Linked DNA regions of Mus musculus: region 1 is linked to region 2. The links are chromatin loops, found by intact Hi-C in ENCODE. Cell type or tissue: left cerebral cortex. All regions are shown on one strand. Each heading gives the region's core, and the rest is flanking DNA. Links, peaks and the distances in the headings are about the cores only. Region 1 overlaps Gm35227 (a long non-coding RNA gene). Region 2 has its middle 14 kb from the start of A730043L09Rik.

The links. A loop is a pair of places that touch in the nucleus more often than their neighbours do. Peaks named below come from ENCODE experiments on the same cell type or tissue, not always from the same donor. Only the 100,000 strongest peaks of a DNase experiment are listed, where the experiment ranks them.
Region 1: it touches region 2 in a loop (2.1-fold over the local background); 3 of 42 quality-filtered maps call a loop at or near these places.

The regions. Positions count from the first base shown.
Region 1 is chr9:62,180,020-62,185,398 of GRCm38, reverse strand. All of the region lies in intron 1 of Gm35227 (a long non-coding RNA gene), which reads right to left. Among named protein-coding and RNA genes, the nearest start is that of Gm35227, 16 kb to the right of the region's middle. In left cerebral cortex, for the core only: no CTCF peak of the experiment used is centred there; no DNase peak of the experiment used is centred there.
Region 2 is chr9:62,227,608-62,232,986 of GRCm38, reverse strand. No RefSeq gene overlaps it. Among named protein-coding and RNA genes, the nearest start is that of A730043L09Rik, 14 kb to the left of the region's middle. In left cerebral cortex, for the core only: a CTCF peak has its summit at 3,091 (motif pointing right); a DNase peak (open chromatin) is centred at 2,760; H3K27ac peaks cover 287 bases.

The sequences.
Region 1 (5,379 bases), core at 165-5,164, 48 kb after region 2:
TTCCTGTATTGCTTTAAACTTTTTTATTTAGAGACTTTGTTTCTATTTATGTGTTATCTGTATATATGTGCCATGAGGGTGGGTATCCATGGAGGTCCAAAGAGGGCACCAGATGCCCTGAGCTAGAGCTCCAAGTGGTTTTGAGCTGCTTGAAGTGAGTGCTGGGAACTGAACTAAGTTCCTTCTCAAGAGTAGCAAGTGCTCTTAACTCGGAGCCCCTCCTTTTTACTTTTTGAGACAGGGTCTTTTATTGAACCTGAAGCTCACAGATCAACTAGCCTGGCTTCAGCAAGCATCCTGAGTTTCCTAGCTCCAACTTCCACCCCTGGAATGATAGAGGCACTGACCATATCACCCAGCCTTTCACCTGGAGTTCATGTCCTTATGCTTACCCAGCGAGCAGTTCACCCACTCAGCCATCTCCCCAGCCCCTTCCTTCCCCTGCTTTCTGATATCCAGGCTGGACCAGCCCCTGACTTCCCTATTAGCCTCCTTTACAAGCTTTGCCACCAGCACCCACATTATAGAACCAGTTCTTTCCTATGCCCTCTGTTGAAGAGAACACTCTCTCACAGCTCCTGTGTGTGCCTGCCTCCACCCCACCATGAGTAATAACTCCACTGGTATAACTGTTGATATGTCTCTGGTGGTCTTTGATGAAACTGGAGGCTTAGCTGAGACCCCTGGAGCTTTACATAGAAACCTTCATCCAACTCAGTGCACAGATCTTTGGGAGGTGTAGGCCTCAAGCTCTTATATTTCTAAAGCTCCCTAGAAAATGTACACGGCCAGCTGAGAGTGAGAGTCCTGGGGTGATAAGTCACTTTAAAACTTGTAAGTGTCAGGGGACACATGTTGTAAGGCCCTGAGCTTGAGACCTACACGAGGCACCCAGCTGAGGTTAGCTATCCTTGTTGCTGCTCTCTGTTGACCAAGCCAGCTCAGTCAGTGAACAGGGTCTGGAGCGCAGGAGTGAGGATTGAAAAGAAAAAGACAATTAGACAAACATTATAACCTGACTCCAGCCAGTGCTGAGGCGGAAGTGGCTTTAAGTTTTCCCAGTCAGCTTTTACACCATGCTAGGTACTAGCAGAGAATAGGATCAGTCCTTAGATCAGAGACAAAGTGATCAAACAAGGCAAAGAACCAAGAGATCACACCAGGTAGCAATCAAACAAAGCAGTAAGCCAAGTCCCCAAGTCACTGGGTCTGGGGGCTTATCAGGATCACCAAGACAAAATTGAAATCACACATCCCTTGACTGTATTCACCTTGATCCTTGCATCAGCCCAAATGGGAATATTCTTATCAGAGCCTACTTCTTCCTCCTGAGCCCAGTGACAAGGACTTGCCAAATTTCTATAAGGAGCAAATTGCTATAAGCAGCATCAAAAGCTCTCCAAACTCTGTGGAGTCTTCCTCTGCCCTGCCCTGCCTTGCACCTCGGTAAACAGTTGTTGGATGAGCTGTGATCCTGTTGGAGGCTAGAAGTCACATCCTTTGTATGATATCTCAAAGCACACCTCTGCCTCTCCCCAAGTCAGCTTTCTCCCTCTGTTCTCACTCACTGAGGCTGGAGCCGGAGCCTGGACTGACTCCCATCCCCCAGTGGGCCCCACCCCTTTTCTTACACGGGATCTTGTTGCTTCTTCTTCCTCTTTGGTCTCCAAGACCCCATGATGACTCCAGGCTTTCAGGTTTTCTTTGGCTTGTCTATAAAGCTAAAAAAAAAAAAAAAAAAAAAAAGAAAAAAAAGCCAGGGCAGAGCTTTCTAGAGAGGTCATGCTGCCAGCTCACCAACTCTCAGTGAAGTCCGAACCCTTACCTTGACATTCAAAGATGCTCCAGTCCAACCCTACCTGACACAGGAACACATGGGTCATGTGAGTGTTCTCATTAGCCCTGCTATCCTCGGGTAGAGCTTTACTCAAGCTGATAATGCCACCTCGGTGTCTTTCTACCATTAAGGCTACAAACAAACAAAACCCCACAAAGTCCTGATCAGGCTGCAGCAATGGTTTGGTGGTCAAGAGTGTGCTGTACAGTCATGAGAACTGGAATTCAGATCCCAACACCCATGTAAGGAGAAGAGCAAGGTGTCCTTTGCTTGTATATAACCCCAACTCTGAGCAGGTATGGAGGCAGGAGGATCACTGAAGTTCAGTGGCTTCCTGCCTTTCTGAGAAAATGTTAGTTCTGAGCTCATGGAGAGATCCGGACTCAAAAGATAAGCAGAGAGTTATACAATGATAGACGTCCTCTTGTGATAGCTGAACACACCAAGTGCAACACACACACACACACACCCTTTGAAGGATCTCACTGCTTATATAAATGCCAGCCACATACTACTGAAAAGGTCAGCTTAGGAACTTTGGGAAGATCACGAAACACTTGCCCCTCTGAAAGGAGAGGCTAATTAACATTTCTCAACAACAGGGCAGAACAGACCTGCGGGTGGGGACACATTCTGCAGGACTGACCGTTGCCCACCTTCAGACAAGAGAAGTCCTTGTCACTTCATTCCCTAAAGATCAATCAGTTTAAAGGGTGCACTGTTCCGCCAATCATATTGTGCCTAGTTGCTGATGCTCTATTCTGCCCCTGGAAACCATGTAAAAACTCGCCGAACAGGTGCTGATGGTCGCTGCCTCTCCTTTGGGTATGGGACGACCCCGGTGCACTCGAACAATAAATTCCTCTTGCTTTTTGCATGGATCCCGGCTTCACGTGGTTCACTCAGGGGCTCCCTGGTAAGCTAAGGCTCCCGGAGTCTTACACTACCTCCTCCGTCTCGTGTCACCTCCCACTTATGACCCTGAGCACACGGTCCTCCAGCTTCTACAGCCCAGGCGCTGTGGTTACAGGTGTTTGTCACCTGAGACTCTTCTGTTTACTTTTTAAAAACATACTCGTGATCCTTTTTAATATCCTTGGCTGAGGTATAGTTGTCTTTGCTCCCCCTGTGTCTATGTGACAGGAGTCATTGTAGGCTAATAAAGAGCCCAGGAGTGAGAAAATGCTGGGGTTGTGACTCTATGCCCTCCTGATGTATCAGTGAGCTGGATGCTTCCCAGCCTCTCTGAACATCATCCCTTTCTTGTCCGTAGTAGGCAGAGCTCCTCATGCTGTATGAACTTGATGCGGTCTCTACCAGGACATCTCTCCCGCTGGACGGGAAGCCGGCTTGTTTACCACTTAATGATTGCAAATGGTCAAACAAACTAATCATGTGGGTTGAATGCCTCGTTCAGAATCAGGCAGAGATCACAGTTACAGTAAAACAGTTATTACAGCTAGGTTGCTACCTGGCAGAACAGGCAGGTTCTATGCACACTCAGTGTACACAGAAACCACATAATGATTTGGGTACAATTCAGGGTAACTCAAGAGGCCAGAACAACCTGAGATCCTGTGTCTTCTTCCTGTTATTTTAAGATTGAAAAAAGTTTTGTGTGTGTGTGTGTGTTCATGAGTGTTCGTGTGCATGTATATACGTGTGCCCACCCTAGGAGTCCTGGAGAAGGAAGGCATCAGCTCTCCTAGAGCTGGAGTTGCAGGCAGCTATAAGCTGCCCAGCGTGAGTATTGGGAACAGAGGTCTGATCCCCTGCAAGAGCGTTTTGCACTCTTAACTGCTGTGCTGTCTCTCCAGCCCCAAGTTTCTGCATTTCTAACAGCTCCCAGGTGCAGTCCTGAGCCAAGGACTTCACTTGGAATAGCTGCCTTAGACTGTAGGGTTTTCAACCTACAGAATGATCTCTTCTTTTGCAGGGTTGCTATGGCTTCCAGCAGAGGGTAGGGAATTATCTTTTTTTTTTTTTTTAATAGATGCAAAAACATCATGGTGGTAGGCATAAATTGCACATGGTCTTCTTGGCTCAGGAGAACACACACACACACTCGATATACACACATCAGCTGATCTAACCTTGCACAGGCCCAAGATTTCCCAGGGGCCCAACTGCTGTGTTTCAGAAGTCAGTGCTCTGAGATAGAACGGGCTGAGCACTAACCTTATAGCCCTGATTAATTCCCTCCCTTTGTTTGCCTCATTATCGTGATTAGGTTCTGCCCGTAGCATAGCAACAGCTAATTGTAGGCTGGTTGCCGAGTGCATAATTCCTGCTATTAAAATTTTATCGAGCCTTAATTGTGTTCCCTTTTTGCAGCAGGGAAGCTTCGAAGTTTCAGAGAGAGAGAGAGGATGTGGTTAGTGGGAGCTGATGATTTTTTAATCTCAGCAAGCCCTGTGAAGCCACTGTTCTGCAAGATCGCTGACCTTGAGATGGGTTCCAGTGGCCAGAAAGAAGCCCATCATTTATTTATTAGCCCTCCTGCAGGTCTGCAAACAATCCCTTGCGGCCAGGCAGAAGGCAGATTCTAGGTCAAGTGCTATTACAGAAAGCCTCAAAGGGCAGGCAGAGCAAGGAGCTGGCCATGTGGGCATCTGGACGGAGAGAGCTGGGGGAGGGGAGTGTTGTGTTCCGAATGCAGAATCAGAGTAGTGTGCATGCTCGAGCAGAGCATTGCCCCTATTGCCTCTCGTTGACCCTCCAACGCTCCAGAGAACCAGGAGGCTTTTGAGATGGTTTTCTAGGACCACTTGTGCCGAATCGCCCCACCTGTGCTCAGCAAGAGTTGGGAAGAAGGGAGCCTGTTAGCAGCTGCTTCCTACAGATGGCTCCACACCTGTCTGATTGTTGGCTCACCTGCAGAGCTTGTGAGTGCTGCACTTTTCCAAGCTCCACCCAGACCTGTGACCCAGAGCAAGGAGGGAGGCTGGCCACCACACCCCAGATGGGTGAGGCTGGTACCAAGTACTTTGGGAATCACCAACCTACGGATCAGTGGTTCTCAATCTGGGGAGTTAAGTGACCCTTTCGCAGGGGTTGCCTGATACCATTTGAAAACACAGATATTTATATTAAGATCCACAAGAGTAGCAAAATTACAGTTACGAAGAAGCAACTAAAATAACTTTATGGTTTGGGGGTCACCACAACATGAGGAACTGTGGTAAAGGGTCGCAGCATTAGGAAGGTTGAGAACCACTGCTGCATACAGAAGGCAGTGTGGAAAACATGAGAAAGATAAGAACCAACTGGCCCTTGGGGAGATATTCCCTTAGCTCTGTTTAGCTCATGTTGAAAGCCCGAGGCCTGCTGCTGTGGCTTGACTTTATGCCATAGTCTCACATGTCCTGGAAGAGCAGACAAAGCCCAGATAGCTGAGCTCTCTTCATAGAGTTCTTGATCCCCCCAGGTTCACGACTACCTGTCAAACTAGTCTGTGGAACATGGCACCGGAAGGACACTTCGAGACCTTTTTTTATGGTCCTGGCAGAAATGACAATGTTCTGAAGGGTGACTTGTTTCTC
Region 2 (5,379 bases), core at 184-5,183:
TAGATAGAAACACAAACTAAGGTGCCTGTCACTGACCCTGCTGCCACTCAGGAATGTGAGTCACTCCCCTTCTGCAGTCATGGTTCTTAGAGCCAGCTGTCAACTTGCTCAGACTCCTACTCCTGGGTTGAGGGTCTGTCCTGTGTTACCCAGATCCTTCCAGGCTACAGAGTTTCAAAGCTCCACCAAGCACCAGGAGGGGAGGAGATAAAACATGAAAGCCATTTCCTGCCATAGCTATAGCCCTTCAGTTCTCCAGGACTGAGCTATTAACCATCTAATGGCCAGCCAATTGGCTCTGGGTTTGGCTGCTGATTCTCTGCCTGCTCCTCGTCAACTCCAGAAGGGCCCAGACAGGGCTCTTCAATCCCATGCTGTCCAAAGGGAGGCATAAAAGGGCTCTCTACAAACAGGTCCTGCATCTCTCCCAGCTGGAGTCCCAGCCCCACCACCACCCGGTGCTAAGAAGACACCCCAAGAGACTCTGCTCTCGTAGACACTTAGCACTTGGTGGTGAAGGGATTATGCCGCCTCTAGCAAATTATATCAGACCAGATGTGCTGGTGAAAGAAACGTCATGAAATTACCAGCTTTTCTGAGGTTACACTACAGGCTTGGAACCCGACTTGCCCCATTTAAAAACAACAACAACAAAAAAAAAAAAACACTAAAAAACCAAACAGATCTCCTGGGAAGACACCCAGAGGCCCAGGAGACACTAAGATGAGCAACTAAATGGTGGAGAGATGGGAAAGACGGAGAAACAGAAGGATGTGGGCACAAGGAAGAGAGGCAGAGCTGGAGCCTGGAGGGAAGTGAGGAACAGCCTGATGTGAGTCGCTTAGGCTGACACCTGAGGCCACGGTGAGCTCCTGGCCTGTCTGGGTCTGTGGCCCTACAGCAGCAGGGGTCTGCGTCATTGTCTATGGACCATGTGACCACCTGAACCAAAACCTTTGGTCCTGAACCAAAGCTACAGAAACTTCATGACACAGGGCAACAACAGGATATCCAGGAGTCCCAGTGAGGATCCAGAATTGATGGTGTCGCAGAAGCCAGAGGCTTTGAACCAGACCAATGACTCGTTGTAATGAACATTTACAAGATGTGTGGACAGAAGGGCATACTCTGTGACACACTGTGACACATGGCAGCTTTCATAATGAGATTTTTTTTTCAGGTTGCAAGGGCAGAGGGTATATATGGAGGGAAGGGAGATCAGTGGGAGTGGGGTACATGCTGTGAAACTTACAGAGAATCAATAAAAAATTAGAAAAAAAAAACACCCAAAAACCAAATAAACAAAAAGCCAAAACCTCCCTCAGTGGAATAAATGATTTTATCGATATTATTTTTAATGATGTATATGTGTGTCTGCGGATGTGTCAGACCCCCCTGGATCTGGAGTTACAGAAGGTTTTAGGGGGCCTGAAGCTATGAAGCTGAAAGCTGAACTCAGGTCCTCTGGAAGAGCTGCTAGTGCTCTTCTTCACCTCTGAGTCACCTCTCCAGCTCAGGCTGGCTTGGAACTTTGGATGTTGTCAAGGATGACCTGAACTTCTCTTCCTCCTCCCTTCACCTCCCTCATGCTAGGCCTGCAAGTGTGTGCCACTCACCTCAGTTGATGCCACACTGCTGATCAAGCCAGGGTTCCATGCAAATACTCTGCCAACTGACTCCACACCCAGCCCGAGAGCCATTGTCTTGGCATCCGGCTAATAACAAACTTGCAAGTGGCCCAGCTTTCTCTTTATCTGCTCAGTTTCCTCCCAGGCTCCTATCAGTGCCCCTCCCTACCAGTTAGTCTCGGAAGTGGAGTCTGTACTGTCCTTCAAAATCCAGTCCTGGCCAGTGTGCCCTACTTCTCTCCCAAACTCAAGTGCATTAAGCTTCTGTGCTAGTGTGTGTGTGTGTGTGTGTGTGTGTGTGTGTGTGTGTGTGCTGGTCTGTGTACAATCTTGCCAAACAAGTTCCTGGGGGCAGTCTCTCTGTGTCTATCTCCTGAGATCCGTGGTTTAGCCCACGGTGGTTAGATCCATAGTGATACACACCCTTGTGATTTGTTCCGTTCCTTAACAACAGCACTGGTGAACTATTTCACTGATCCACTGTTGTGACATGCCTCTCGAAAGGGGAATGACAAAAGATGGGCTTACCATGTCTTCCATGTGTGCTTACTTGGATCTGAGGGGCTGTACTTTTTATGTGAATTCAGATGGGACCTAGGTCATATGAGTCAGGATTGCACTGAGTGCCCAGGATGGACCTCCAACATGACAGGTTTCTTGGACAAGGTTTGGCACCCGGCATAGCCAGGACTCTAGAACAGCTGGTCCACTCCCTTCTTTATAGAGCCTCCAGATCTCTGTCTGTTCCCGGGTTTTCTGTGTGCTCCCCAGACCAGAGACTTAACCTCTTCTAGGTCTCCAGCATGCACACAGAACCTTCTAGAGAATCAGAAAACAGCCTCAGAAATGGTCCACAGCAATTTCTATCAGTTCTTACAGTAAAACCAACTCATGAGCCTACTCATAATTGATGTTGGGGGTCAGGCAGATAAGGGCGTGACTAGGGGATAGGGGGTCTGGGCCACCAGAAGAGATCATAGAACACTTTCTCTCTCCCCCCCCCCCAACTGCTTAGTCACATTCCGTGAAAGCTGCAGGCTTGCTTTCTAGAATTCCAAGATTTCTACAAAAGCCAAGCTGTTTCTTAGACTATTTTTATCAACAGTAAGAACACCACACACACACACACACACACACACACACACACACGCTGCCACCCCCACCTATAAGAATTTTTAAATTTAAGGCTGAGGAGGTAGCTTGGTAGGGAAGGATGTGCTGGCTGGGCAAGCCTGAGAGACCAAATGCAGAGCCCTGGCACCCATGGGACTTCTCAGGGTGAAGGGCTGGGGCCAATGTCAAGCAGATTCTGGAGACTTCCTGTCCTGTCCTGTCCTATCCTGTCCTGTCCTGTCCTGTCCTGTCCTGTCCTGTTGAATTGTGAATCTAGGTTCAGTGAGAAACCTTGTCTCAAAAAATAAGGCAGAGGGACCAGTAGAGGGCTCAGTAGGTTAAGGGTACTCAGAGCCAAGCCTGACAACCTTAGTTCAAGTCCCTGAACCCACACAGGAGAGAACTGACTCCCACAAGCTGCCCTCTGACTTAAACACATATACCATGACAGATGTCCATACACACAGATACACAAAGATAATTAAATGTAAATTATATCTGGGCAGTGGTGGAATATGCCTTTAAATCCCAGCACTCAGAATGCAGAGACAGGCAGATCTCTGTGAGTTCAAGGCCAGCCTGGTCTACAAAGACAGGACAGCCAGGGCTATAGAGAAAGACTCTTTCTTGAAAAAACAAAAATAAGTAAATAAATAAATAAATAAATAAAATAAGGTAGAGAAAAGCAACCCTATAGGAGAATGTATACATGTGTAACACACACACACTATAAACCTTTCCACTTCAAAGATGTCTGGCTTAAAGATATCATCTCGGGATCAGGGGAGGGAGCCAACTTGTGTCCTGGGTCCCTCAGAGACCAGTCTGCGCCGTGAGAGTGAGGACTGCAAAAGCGACACAGCTTCTGGAACAGACCCTGTTTCAGGATCCAGACATCCGGGCACCTTCCCTGTCAGAGGAGAGGTGTCTGCCTGGTAGGGCTCTGACTGCTGGAGCAGGTGAGGGAGCCATCTTGTGTCCCGGGTCCCTCAGAGACAGTCTGCGCAGGTCAGCTCCCAGACTGCAGAAGCAACATAGCTTCTGGGACAGGCCCTGTTTTGGGCAGGGCATTCATCTTCAGCCAGGAGGCAGGTCTGAATGCCAGACCTCTGTGCACCTTCCCTGCAAGAGGAGAGCTTGCCCGCAGAGAGTACTCTGACTACTGAGACTCAGGAGAGAGCTGGACTCCCAGGAATGCTGACAGAGGCTAACAGAATCACAGGAGGAACAAGTTCCAAACAGAGACAACTATAACAACTAACACCAGAGATTACCAGATGGCGAAAGGCAAACGTAAGAATATTACTAAGAGAAACCAAGACCACTCACCATCATCAGAACCCAGCACTCCCACCTCAGCCAGTCCTGGATACCCCAACACACCCAAAAAGCAAGACTCAGATTTAAAATCATATCTCATAATGCTGATAGAGAACATCAAGAAGGACTTTAATAACTCACTTAAAGAAATACAGGAGAACACTGCTAAAGAGGTAAAAGTCCTTAAAGAATTACAGGAAAACACAACCAAACAAGTGATAGAGTTGAACAAAAACATACAAGACCTAAAAAGGGAAGTAGAAACAATAAAGAAAACCCAAAGTGAGACAACTCTGGAGATAGAAACCCTAGGAAAGAAATCAGGAACCATAGATGTGAGCACCAGCAACAGAATACAAGAGATGGGAGAGAGAACCTCAGGTGCAAAAGATTACATAGAGAACATGGGCACAACAATCAAAGAAAATGCAAAATGCAAAAAGATCCTCACTCAAAACATCCAGGAAATCCAGGACACAATGAGAAGACCAAACCTATGGATAATAGGAGTAGATGAGAATGAAGATTTTCAACTTAAAGGGCCAGCACATATCTTCAACAAAATTATAGAAGAAAACTTCCCTAAACTAAAGAAAGAGATGCCCATGAACATACAAGAAGCCTACAGAACTCCAAATAAACTGGACCAGAAAAGAAATTCTTCCCAACACATAATAATCAGAACAAAAAATGCACTAAATAAAGATAGAATATTAAAAGCGGTAAGAAAAAAATGTCAAGTAACATATAGAGGCAGGCCTATTAGAATTACACCAGACTTCTCACCAGAGACTATGAAAGCCAGAAGATCCTGGACAGATGTTATGCAGACTGTAAGAGAACACAAATGCCAGCCCAGGCTACTATACCCAGCAAAACTCTCAATTACCATAGATGGAGAAACCAAAGTATTCCATGATAAAACCAAACTCACACAATATCTTTCCATGAATCCAGCCCTTCAAAGGATAATAAAGGGAAAAACAACAACACAAGGGCAGAAACTACACCCTAGAAAAAGCAAGAAAGTAATCCTTCAACAAACCTAAAAGAAGACAGCTGCACTTCATACTCATCAAAGGTAAAATCTACCAAGATGAATTCTCAATTCTGAATATCTATGCTCCAAATACAAGGGCATTCATTAAAGAAACTTTAGTAAAGCTCAAAGCACACATTGCACCTCACACAATAATAGTGGGAGACTTCAACACCCCACTCTCACCAATGGACAGACCCTGGAAACAGAAGCTAAACAGAGACACATGGACACTAACAGAAGTTATGTAACAAATGGATTTAATAGATATCTACAGAA